Regions from separate parts of the Homo sapiens genome. Here region 2 is linked to region 1. A link is a contact called in ENCODE Hi-C or POLR2A ChIA-PET data. All regions are on one chromosome and are shown on one strand. Each heading gives the region's core, a stretch centred on a gene start or an enhancer-like site at or near the end of the contact. The rest is flanking DNA. Distances are from core to core; before and after follow the strand shown.

The links. A loop is a pair of places that touch in the nucleus more often than their neighbours do. ChIA-PET counts read pairs that join two places held with the same protein, here RNA polymerase II (POLR2A). Pooled maps may share reads with other maps.
Region 2: a loop to region 1 is called in a map of naive thymus-derived CD4-positive, alpha-beta T cell, with 4 times the contacts of the local background. The contact joins the promoter of CDT1 here to the promoter of SNAI3 in region 1. A Hi-C loop is called at or near these places in 2 of 168 maps with a recorded cell type or tissue (PC-9 and naive thymus-derived CD4-positive, alpha-beta T cell), 8 of 37 single-sample maps with no recorded cell type and 10 of 50 pooled maps. POLR2A ChIA-PET finds 5 or more read pairs at or near these places in 17 of 52 experiments (B cell, BJ, GM12878 and 13 more).

The regions. Positions count from the first base shown.
Region 1 is chr16:88,683,805-88,689,839 of GRCh38, reverse strand. SNAI3 (snail family transcriptional repressor 3) reads left to right here and starts at 3,333. Exons shown (of 3, transcript NM_178310.4): 1 at 3,333-3,509. The coding sequence starts at 3,434. It overlaps SNAI3-AS1 (SNAI3 antisense RNA 1), which reads right to left. Exons shown (of 4, transcript NR_024399.1): 4 at 2,654-3,049. RefSeq lists silencers at 1-140, 3,053-3,512, 3,563-3,722.
Region 2 is chr16:88,800,255-88,806,289 of GRCh38, reverse strand. It overlaps CDT1 (chromatin licensing and DNA replication factor 1), which reads right to left and starts at 2,501. Exons shown (of 10, transcript NM_030928.4): 1 at 2,231-2,501; 2 at 1,623-1,745; 3 at 1,392-1,528; 4 at 653-850; 5 at 421-566; 6 at 169-269. The coding sequence starts at 2,458. RefSeq lists enhancers at 187-1,069, 1,070-1,953, 2,672-3,247 and silencers at 2,310-2,419, 2,500-2,739.

The DNA of each region.
Region 1 (6,035 bases), core at 2,084-4,583:
AAACAGTAGTGAGTTCCCCTTCACGGAGGGGGACCAAGCACACAGTGGCGCCCGGTCTGGCTGGATGTTGAGATTTCAAGCACTGGGTTCAAGTTTCCATGGGCCCATGACCTTGGGCCGCATGGGATTGTCCCTCGATGTCTGCCTCCGCATGGGATGTCTGCCTCGATGAACTGCCTTTGCTCCTACAAGAGGGGCCATCTCTCTGAGTCCAAGGACAAGCAAGGCCCAGCTGCCAGACTCTCCTTTGAGGGCCTGGGTCTTCACCTGAGTGTCTCCACTCGAGACAGACAGGGCCTACGTGCCCCCAGAGCATGGGGCAGGGCCTCTAGAAAGGCCACACTGTCTGCAAGCTCCTGCTTCTCTTCCATCCAGTTCAACAAGCCCTGCTGAACCCCCAGCATGCACCTGACCACAGGCGGGCATTGTGCAGGTAGCAAGGGCTGAGCCCCTCCTGGTCTAGCTCTCAAGGACTGTGTTCTAATTCGGAGTGAGGGTTTCCAAGGTTTGGGTCATAAAGCCCTATGAGTAAAAAACGAGCAGTGGCTCCCGCCTGTAATCCCAGCACTTTGGGAGGCCAAGGCAGGAGGATCACTTGAGATCAGGAGTTCAAGACTAGCCTAGCCAACATGGTGAAACCCAGTCTCTAGTAAAAATACAAAAATTAGCCTGGCATGGTGGTGCACACGTGTAATCCCAGCTACTTGGGAGGCTGAGGCAGGAGAATTGCTTGAACCTGGGAGGCGGAGGTTGGAGTGAGACTCCATCTTAAAACAAACAACAGTCAATGGTGACAGAGATGTCTACCGTGTTGGATACCTGTGTGCACATCTCCAGACACTATGGTTACAGTCACTGTAAAACCAGAAAGGCAGGAAGACATACGTGTAGGAAGGATGAAAATGTCAACATAAATGGAACTCTAACCGTTTTTGCCCTGACCGGCAATTCTTGGGGTGGGCTACCCACTGGAAAACCGCTCTTGGGTGTCGGATGGAGGCAGATGGGAGGGGCCAGGCTGCCGGGCCCAGCACAAGTCATCATCCTGATGTCCTAGATGTCCAGGGAAGGGGGCAAGGACCTGGGTCGCCTGCTGCAGTTCAGGAGGGCGGGTCTAGCAGGCTGTGGGCCGTGGGTTTCCCCACTCAGGGGCACGTCAGTTTAACCCCCAGAGCCAAGCTGCCGGCAGTGAGGAACGGAAGACACGGAAAGGATGGAGACGGCCGCCCTCCCCCAATCCCCACCCCCGAGGCTGCACCTGTGGGAAGGGGGACGCTGATGTTTCCCTCTGTGGGGCCTTCTTGGGTCCAGCCTGGACACCGCCCTGTGCATCACAGCTGAAGAGTGAGTCTGCAGCCGACTTGAGTGTCCCTGGGGGGCAAGTTGTTGCGGCAGCCCTGGGACCCCACCCCAAAGGTGCTCGCAGGCCCTCTAGGGCGTTCCCGGGATGAGATCAGCCATTCTCCTCGGGAGGGCTACAGCAGCCCTGAGTAACACCAGGCTCTAGCTGGGATTAGGAGATAAGCTTGCTGGGGCTTGGCGGGTGGCCACACAACGGGTAGGTGGGCGGGGAGGGACGGTGTGGGTGGAGGCTTGGCTCAGGTATCTGCAAGCGTTATCTGTGTCTGCGAGGGAGAGAGAGAAGGAAGGGAGGCTATAAATAGAAACCTTTCCAGGCGAGGAACAGGTGAATAAGCAGAAGGCAGGCATGTGTCCTCTGAAATCTACACTCCCGGCGTGGTGGTGCCAGGCCATGCTTGCAGGAGAGGCGGGCACCTTCTTCCAGGGGCACCTCCACCTGTCCTTCCACTCCCCCTCACCAAGTGGCAGACAAGCTGGAGTGTGGCTGGGTCCCAATCCCACTGTGTCCTAACCTCTCACAGCCTTGGTCTTCTTTTTTGTTTTTTTTTAATTTTTTGAGACAGGGTCTTGCTCTGTTGTCCAGACTGGAGTGCAGTGGGGTCATCATAGCTCACAGCAGCCTCCACCTCCTGGAGGCTACTGCAACAAGCAATCCTCCCTCCTCAGCGTCCTGAGTAGCTGGGACTGAAGATGGGTGTTGCCACGCCTGGCTAATTAAAATAATTTTTTTTTTTTTTTTTGTAGAGACGGGGTCTCATGTTGTTTTTCAGGCTGGTCTCAAACTCCTGGGCTCAAGCAGTCCTCTTGTCTCAGCCTCCCACAGTGCTGGGATTACAGGCGTGAGCTGCTGAGCCCAGACTCACAGCCTAGTTTTTTTTCATTGGCAAAGTGGGGCTGATACTAGCCCAGCTTTTCACACCCTGGACGTGTGATGTGGGACGTGGGATGCTGGTGTGGCACGGCCCTCCTCCCTGCTGTCTGTCCCTCAGAGCTTCCATGGACTCACCACCCCCCACCTTCTCCACCCCCGGCCCACAGGGGGCAAAGGCCACCCAGCTCTGAGGTGGAAGCCCTGCTGGGGAGGCAGGCCGGCGGCACAGCCAGGGACACCCTGTGTGCACGCCAGCCCAGAGACGGCCCCACCTGGCCCCCAACGTTATGAAATGTCCATGTCAAAAGAGACCCAGACACTGGACACAGCGGCTCCCAGCTTTTTATGACCCTGAGGGCTCTACAGGACCACAAAGGAGGGAAACGGATTGCCCAGGTCACACGTGCAGCTGTTGCAGAATTCACGTGATTCACCGGTTTTATTAAACTTCCCATAACCATGTCTGACCCCCTGGGAATTCCAGAATTCCAGGCCAAGTCCTCCGTCCCCCAAAAAACAGCTTTCTGGAGGCACTGGACAAACTCCTAAAGGGCTGACTCCAGTGGGGGAAGCCTTCGGAGACTGCAGCCCATCCAGAAAGGACCACTGTCTCCAGGCCACCGGTCCCGGGCCTGTTCCAGAGCCGCCAGTAGGGCTGGTCACTAGGGTCAGCTTCGTTTCGCCTGGGCTCTCCCCATCAATCCTGTCCTGTGAGTTTGCAGAAGGGATGGGGAGGCGAGGCCAGGCCGCAGAGTGAGCGTCATTCTCCGCAGCAAGGGTTCTCCAAGGACCGCGCTCGGCCGACGCTTCCACATTCTGTGGAAGAGATTCTCGCTCGGTTTCCACACAGCTTTGAACTCTGCCCTTCACTCACGGCGAGTGGGTGGCCAGGCCCGACGGGTCGGTGTGTGACTCGGCGGCGCGCACGCCAGAGAATTCCCGTGGGGAGGACACCGGCGGCCACGCGCTCCCCGCCCCGTCCCGCCCGCGCACCTGTCCTGGGCGTGTTGCCCGAGACCCCGCCTCGCCCTCAGTTCCGCCCCCGTGGCCCCGCCCCACTCGCGCCGGGCGCTGGTTGGCGGAGGCGGCGCGCTATGCTAATGAGCCTGACCCCTTCAAGCGCCGGCGGACGCAGCAGTCCGGACCCAGGCGCGCCCCTCCCGCCCCAGCCCACCCCGGCCTGCCGCCCGGGAGGGGAACATGCCGCGCTCCTTCCTGGTGAAAACGCACTCCAGCCACAGGGTCCCCAACTACCGGCGGCTGGAGACGCAGAGAGGTACTGACTACCCGATCCCCGAGCCCCTGCCGGGACTCGACCCTGAGGGGCGGGAGAGAGAGAGAGGCCCCTGGGAGCGGGGGCTGGGGAGACACCTGTCCCAGGTGGGAGGAGAAGGAGCCAGCGCCTCTGCGCAGCGGCTGCGGCTGCAGGGAGGGAGGTGGCCCACGGGCGCCTCCACTTCAGGGCACTGAGCCCCGCCTCCGGCAGGGCGGGCGGGATTCTCTCCCAACTTGGAGAAGTTTTCTAAGTTTTCTAAGCCCCCAAGTCTCCCTGGAACTCACCCCTGATATACAGCCGCCCGTCCCAACCACTACAGCCCCAGCTAAAGGCACCCTGGAGTCATCTTCCTGGCGCACACGTTTGGGAGGGGTCGCGGGGTGGTGGGTGGGAGGGAAGGAGGGCCGTCTGGGGCGGCCCGGCTCAGGGACCCCCGGAGCATGCTGACTGGGGGTGTAAGCACAGGGGATGGTGAGAAGGACACATGGGCTCTTTCTGGTGCAAAGGCACTGCCCCTCCTGCATTCAGTTCAGGTGAGCCTCCGCCCGTGGTCTCCCTCCCTCCCCCACCTCCCTTCACCCCAGAAGCCCTCCTGCTCACCCCGGCAGGCTTGCCTGGGCAGGCTGGGCTAAAGGGCTGCAATCCTCCACACACCGGCTAGGCTGGGGAGATGGGTGCCCAGCAACCGGGCTGCCCGTTCATTCCCACTGCCTGCTAGGCTTAGGGACACGAGAGAAGAGGACTCTGTCCTTCAGAGGACAGCCTGCCACACGGGCGGTGAGAGCAGTCCCCACCTGGCTTGGCAGCTTCTTGGGACAAAGGCCCACTGAGGGGCGCCGGCGGACGCGGTGGTCGGGACTCACGCTCTGTGGCCGGTGGGGGAGAGCAGGAAGGGCGCTGTTGGGGCTGTGGCCCCCAGCAACACCGCCAAGAGGCCTTTATCCCAGCTCAGAACCCAGAGTTGGGGATGGGGGGGATCCCACCTGGACCCACACCCGAGGCCCGGGCTGCCACCAGGGGGTGCCAGCTAGGACCATGCTTTTCAAATGTGCATTTTGAAATCAGTTTCATCAGTCACCCCCAGCAATTTTGTAAAATAAAATAGAGCAGAAACTGCCGGAGTGCCTGGCTCATGGTGAAGGACACTGGCTTCTGTTATGTGTATGTGGATGCGCATGTGACTACACATGTGTGCGGAATTTACATGGGTAATAGTTGCAAGTTTCAAAGTGTTGCTTAGGGTCCATCCCAGTGTGCAAATCTGGGTAGCTGTGCTGGGCCCAGTGGGCAACTGTCGTGAGTAGCCGTGCTGCCCCGCAGTGCTCTCTGCTCCCCGCCCCCGCTCCCCTCCTCACTGTAGCCCCAGCTGCCTGGCTTTCTGACAGCCAGGGGGCCCTGGCAACTTTCTGCCAAGATGTTACCCCAGGATAGACCTGAGGTGCTGGGATTTGGGGCCCCTCAATCTCTCCTTTTAAATAAATGGCTCCTATGGCTCCCCAGGGAACCCCTGAAGCCAGCAAGGTACTTAAACAGTCTCTTCAGCTGGGTGTGGCGGCTCATGCCTGTAATCTCAGCACTTTGGGAGGTCGAGGACGGCAGATCACTTGAGGTCAGGAGTTCGAAACCAGCCAACATGGCGAAACCCCGTCCCTACTAAAAATACAGAAGTTACCCCGGTGTGCTGGCGGGTGCCTATAATCCCAGATACTCAGGAGGCTGAGGTAGGAGAATCACTTGAACCCGGGAGATGGAGGTTGCAGTGAGCCACGATCGCGCCCCTGCACTCCAACCTGGGCGACAGAGCGAGACTCTGTCTCAAAACAAAACAAAACAAAACAGTGTCTTCTCCCCAGGATCTGGACCGCAGCATGAATAAAAAGGCAAGCAAAACCCAGAGAGTATGGGGAAAGCATTTAAAATCCCAGCAGAAACACATGGTCAGCCTGACGGGGCGAGACTGTCTCTTGCCCCGTCCTGCCTCTGGGCTCAGCCACTGGGCCCACAAACAGGGTCCTGGCTCTGTGACAATACCTGGAGGCAGAAAGGTGGCCATGTCTTAGAGATGGAAAAAAGAAATGGTGACTTTTTCCTGCAGAGAGGCCCCAGCAAAGCCGGGAAACCTGGGGCTCCCCCAGTGCTGTCTCCCCAGAACTCTCTTGGACGCTGCCTCTTAGCCTGTCATTGCCGTCACTTCTGGGTGGACAGAAACCTGATGACTCTGTAATTAGGAAAACTGAGGGTGGGAGGAGGTCAGGTCAGGAGAGAGTGGCAGATGGGAGGCGTTCCTTTGAATCCCCTATTCCTCCTCATCCTCACAGCACTGGTTATTGTCAATTTTTTTCAGTTCTACTGGGTGTGAGCATCTCATTGTGATTGCGATTTGGGCTTCCCTGATGGCATTGAGCATCTTTGCATGTGTTCATTGGCCATTTGTGTATCGTCTTTGGAGAAATAGTTATTCAGATCCCTTGCCCAGGCCGGGCGCAGTGGCTCACACTTGTAATCCAGCACTTTGGGAGGCTGAGG
Region 2 (6,035 bases), core at 1,252-3,751, 120 kb before region 1:
GTGCCTGCGGCTGCACCCTGAGCACACCAGCCCTCAGCTCAGGGTGAACCCAGCCCAGTTCCATCCCGGGAGAAGCTGTGAGTGGCAGGGATGCTCCAAGCACAGGGTTAGGTGCTGAGGCAGTGCTGGTGCCACCATCTTCACACAGCGGGGCCGGGGGCCGCTCACCTTGTGGTGCTCCTTGACATGCTCCACCAGCTTCTGGCTGAAGATCTGCCGTCGCTGCAGGAGGCGCGAGGCCGTGAGCTGGGGGGCTGCTCCGTCAGCCTCTGTGGGACGAGTCCAGGCCTAAGTCCCCACCAGGCCACCCAGCCACCCACCCGTGACCAGTCCTGGGCCAGATGCCCAGCACCTCACACCCACCCTGGAAACTGTGCGGCTCACAGATGGGGAAACCGAGGTCCCGCACCCAGCACTCACCCTGCTCCAGCAGTGGCTCGATGGTGAGCTGGTAATCTGACCTCCTGGTGCCATCCTTGAAGGTGGGGACACTGCGCTCCTGGCGGAAGCGGTAGGAGGCCGGGTACACGGTTTTGATCTGGCCAACATTGCACTCCTCAAAACGCCTATGGGAGGATGGGGGCGGCTCAGGAGGCAGGCCCGGGCCCACCCCCAACTCCAGGACAGCCACAGCCCACCCCCGGCCACTCACCTACGCATCATGTCCTGGACGCCCCGCTGGACCTTGGCAAAGGTGGGCGTCTCGGAGCGGTTGTGGAGCATGCCCACGATGGTGTCCATGCTGCGGAACATCTCCGCCAGCACCTGGTACTTGTAGGGCAGCACGAGTCCCGGCAGGCCGGGCTGGGCCAGGGCATGGAAGCGCTGGTAGGCGGGCGCCTTCTCGCCACTGTCAGGGAGGGAGGAGCCTCATGAGAAGCAGTAGGCCCCTACCCCTCCAACGCCACAGCAGGCCCCTCGGCCAGGGAGACCCTCCGATGGGGCCTGCCATGCCACACACGATGGCTTTCGCGGCCCTTGCACACCCACCAGCACTGGCACCGTTAGGGGTAGCAGTGGTGACGGGAAAGCCCGGCTCCACACCCCAGCTCTGCTGTGTCCACGCAGCTCCCCCAGGGAAGCTCTGCCCTCTCCCCAGCGCAGTTTCGTCAGCTCTCAGGGGCAGAGGCAGACAACACACCAATGCATCAGGAGCATTTGAAACCTGCCAGAGTCCCCGAGGCAGGAGCTGCCCCCCGCAGGAGGGACTGAGGGCACAGCGCCAGCAGTGCCCGGGACCTTTTTCTCAGGGGTCTGGGTCCGCGCCCTGGTGACCTCACCACCACCCTCCCTGGAAGGAGCAGACCTGGGCCTCTGACAGGCTCGCTGGGCCACGCCTGCCACCAACCCGGCCTTTGCCGGGGCCTCGTGGCCGCCCACCCAGCACTCACCATGGCTCCTCAGGGCGGCCCTCGGCCTCTGGGGTGCAGGACTCCCCAGCATCCTGGGCACTGGCCTTCAGCGCCCGGACTCTTGCCCCCAGCTCCCGGGCCCGTTGCAGGCATGACGCAAGCTCAGAGATGGTGTCCTTCAGGGGGATCAGGGGACACGGTGCCGTCAGGCAGGCAGGCAGGCCGGCACCACTCAGCCCTCCCGCATCTGCCCCAGGCCCCGCCCCTCACCTGGTCCTGCGCGGATGTCAGGTGGGGCGGCTGACCTGCTGCCGGGGTGGATTTCTTTATCTTCTGGCCCGGAGAAGGGCAGGCTGGGATGTCTGGGGCCTCGGGGGTACTGGGGCTGGAAACCTGGTGGGAGGGACCCCAAGGGTGAACTCATGACAAGACCTGGTGCTCCTGGCTCTGCAGAGGACCCCGAAGGATCAGAAGCCGCTCTGAGTTAACTGGGACGGGCATGGCTGGGGGGCTTAGGACTTCCCGTAGATGGTGGTCTGTGCTAAGGCCGGGGACACAGCCTTGCTCTCGTCTTCCGGGGCCGTTTCCAGGTCGGACCCCTGCCCTGGCCTCGCAGAGAAGCTGGACTTCCAGCCCCATCATCGGATCCCGGTGCAAGCCCCCCAGTGCCTCCTGCTCATCTCAGGAGCCAGCCAAGTCCCCAGTGGTGGCAGGGCGCCCCCAGGATCCCCCGGCCTGTCCCAGAGTTCCCTGCGCCCCGTCCCCCCCGCCTGTTTCCCCGCCCCCGTCCCTCCGCCTCAGTTTCCCCGAGCCCTGCCCCCCGGGCCTCAGTCTCCCCGCCCCCAACTCCCCGGCCTCAGTCTCCCCACGCCCCTCACCTCGTCCACCGACAGCCGCAGTCTCCTGCGGGCCGGTGGCCTGGCCTGGTCGCGTCCGGGGGCGGCGGGCGGGCGGGCGCGCTTGCGGCTGCCACTGGTAGCGGAGGCCGGGGCGCGGAGTGCGGGCCTGGCGGGGCTGGGGGTGCGGCAGGCCAGCTTGGGCGGCGCGATGCGGGGGGGCCCGGGGCGGCGGCGCGCGAAGAAGTCGGTGACGCGGCGCTGCTCCATGGCGGCGGAGTGCGCGGCGAAAGCAAGGAAAGAAGGAAGGGAGGAAGAGGCGGGCGCGGTTCCCGCCAAATTTCCCGCGGGCGCCCTGGCCCCGCCCCCGGCGCGGACCGAACCATCGGGGCAGAGCACGGGGGGAGGGAAGGGACGGGGCGCGCATGCGCGCTGGTGGGCGCGGGCACCGGCTTGGCCGCGCGCATGCGCCGACGTGCGGGCGTGGACTCGCCGGCGGGCGCCGTCGTGCGTGGGACTTTAGCGCGGTCTCCGGATCCCGCGTGTGGCTCCCACTTTTCAGGGCGTGTCAGTGGGGCCGCTGGCTTCAGGGTCAGAATGAGCGCAATCCAGGCAAACAGCAGCGCGCGCCTGACAAAACCCCGGCGCTGCCCGGGGGAGCCGAGGACGGCGCGGCCTGGGGGGCTGCAGGCTCGAGCTGGTAAAGGCGCTTCCCCCGCGGGCCGCACGCTCCTTATTTCTTTTTTTAAAACTATTTCTGGCTGGGCGCGGTGGCTCACGCCTGTAATCCCAGTACTTTGGGAGGCCGAGGCGGGCGGATCATGAGGTCAGGAGATCGAGACCATCCTGGCTAACACGGTGAAACCCCGTCTCTACTAAAAATACAAAAAATTAGCCGGGCGTGGTGGTGGGCACCTGTGGTCCCAGCTACTCAAAAGGCTGAGGCCTGAGAATGGCGTGAACCCCGTGGGGCGGAGCCTGCAGTGAGCCGAGATCGCGCCACTGCACTCCAGCCTGGGCGACAGCGAGACTCCGTCTCAAAAAAAAAAAAAAAACTATTTCTATCGAGGCGGAGATTACGTTGCCGGGTGGTCTCGAACTCCCCGGTTCAGTGATCCGCTCTCTTGGAACTGCCCCCTCCCAAAGCGCTGCGATCACAGGCGTGGCCTCCGCGATCCGCGTTGCTCGCTTTTTAAAAGGGTGGATTTGATATGTGAATTATTTCTCAATCAAGCTATTACATGGAAACGAAGAAAAGGGGCCGGGCGCGATGGTTCACGCCTGTAATCCCAGCACTTTGAAAGGCCGAGGCGGGCGGATCACCTGAGGTCAGGAGTTCGAGACCAGCCTGACCAACATGGTAAAACCCCCTCTCTACTAAAAATACAAAAATTAGCCAGGCGTGGTGGCGGGCGCCTGTAATTCCAACTGCTTGGGGGGCTGAGGCAGCAGAATCGCTTGAACCCGGGAGGCGAAATGGCGCCACTGCACTTCAGCCTGAGCGAAAGAGCGAGAAACTCCGTCTCAAAAAAAAAAAAAAAAAAAAAAAAGGAAAGAAAAGAAACTGCCTTTAGCATGGCTGAGGGCTGAGATTTTAAAGTTTTAGTTCTTAAAACCTATAGCGCTCCTATCTGGGAAACGGCCTAGAGCGCGGTTTATCTGGAGAGCCCGAGCCACAGCCACTCCTTCCAGAGACGCCAATAAGCAGGGCCAGGCGCAGCGCTGCGGAAGTCCCCCGCAAAGCAATGCGGGCCGCCGGGGCCTGGAGGCCTGCGAGGGAAGGGGACGCGGGTGGAGGCGGCCAGGGCTCAGAGGAGGGCTTCTGTTTTCCCATTTTCCAAGTTTTCTGTAAAAAGCGTGAATTGTGCCTATTTTTTTTTAAGTTAAAGGAATAGAAACCGGTTTGATGATGCAACTGGTGCTTGCAAAATACCTCAAAGGTGGCCTGCACGGTGGCTCACGCCTGTAATCCCAGCACTTTGGGAAGTCGAGGCGGGCGGATCACTTGAGGTCAGGAGTTCAAGACCAGCCTGGCCAACATGGCAAAACCCCGTCTCTACAATAAATACAAAAATTAGCCGGACGTGATGGCAGGCACCTGTAATCTCTGCTACTCAGGATCCCGCCACTACACTCCAGCAGCCTGGGCAACAGAGCGAGACTCCATCTCCAAAACAAAACACCTCAAAAGTGAGGACGTTCATAAGTGGGGGGATGGGGAGGGCGTGGTGAGGCATTTGTTTTCCATCTGTATATAAGGGATCAGCACCTAGACCTGTGTTTTGCAAGCAGCTGGTAGCAAATTTTTAGTGGGTCAAGAAATAAATATGGAAGACTGAGACCCACATTTTTTAAAGCTACGTTTTGTTGAAAAGTTTTGTTTTGGTACACGTGCTTTTTTTTTTTTTTTTTTTGATCACCCAGGCTGGAGTGAAGTAGCTTAGCCTCCACTCCTGGGCTAAAGGAATCCCCCTGCCTTGGCCTCCCAAGTAGCTGGGGCTACAGGCGTGAGCCACCACGCGTGGCTAAATGTTTGTTTTTTGTTTTTGTTTTTTTGTAGAGACGGCATCTCACCATGTTACCCAGGCTGGTCTCGAACTCCTGGACTGAAGCGATCTCCCTGCCTCGGCCTCCCAAGTAGCTGGGGCTACAGGCGTGAGCCACCACACCTGGCCACACCACACATTAAACAAACAATGTATTTCTTCAGTCAAAACTAGTTGCAGGTTGGGGCAGGAACTGACTTGGAAGGAGCACGAGGCAATTTTCTAGGGTGATAGAAATGGTCTAGATCATGACAGGTTTGGGTCACATAAGTGTATGAATTTATCAAAATCTGAGGGTAGCTTAAGATTTGTGTATTTTATGGTATGTAAATTTATTTAAAAGCCAAATTATCAGCAAATATCGAACTCTAGTCAATGACATGCATGCAGAAGTGTTTAGGAATAACAGATGTCTGACACTTTAAAATGCATCAAATAAGATGGACAGGCTGGGCGCAGTGACTCACACCTGTAATCCCAGCACTTTGCGAGGCCGAGGCGGGTGGATCATCTGAGGTCAGGAGTTCGAGACCAGCCTGGCCAACATGGTAAAACCCCATCTCTACCAAAAATACAAAAATTAGCTGGGTGTGGTGGCGGGCATCTGTAATCCCAGCTAGTCGGGAGGCTGAGGCAGGAGAATCGCTTGAACCCGGGAGGTGGAGGTTGTAATGAACTGAGATCCTGCCACTGCACTGCAGCCTGGTGACAGCGAGACTCCATCTCAACAACAACAACAAAAAGAACAGTGTAGAACATTAAGATAGAGTCTGAGGGGTAAATGAGATTCAACTTCTCTGGATGTTTGAATTTTTTGAAAATAGAACGTCTTGAAAAGGCGTATTTCGCACTGTGGGTTTTGGACAAAAGAGTTTGAAGGCCCCTGGGACCAGACAACCTCCAGCAGGGCAGTTAGCTCATAAGGCACCTTTGTGAAAAACGGCTTGACAAGTGGAGCCACGGGGATCTCAGCCCCCGCTGCTCCCTTGGCCAGGAACCCTTGTGCAGGCCTTAGCTGGCACAGCTCTGCGTGGCGACCCTTGCTTGGGAGTCTCTTCAGCTGTAATATTCCATTCTGTTCTAATCAAGATGGGGATCCTGGCTTTTCTCAAAGGGGGCAGAAAGTGATCTGGGAGTCATAGTGGAACACAAACCAAATAGAAGTCGGCTACGTATGAAAGAGGGAAAATGTAAAATGTTAGAGCTGTAATGGGAGCATGAATTACAGACGCATCCTCTCCTTAGGACCATCTGCAGTAAGGGGACCTTGCAAATCCTTGACATCGTAACCGTTTGTCAGG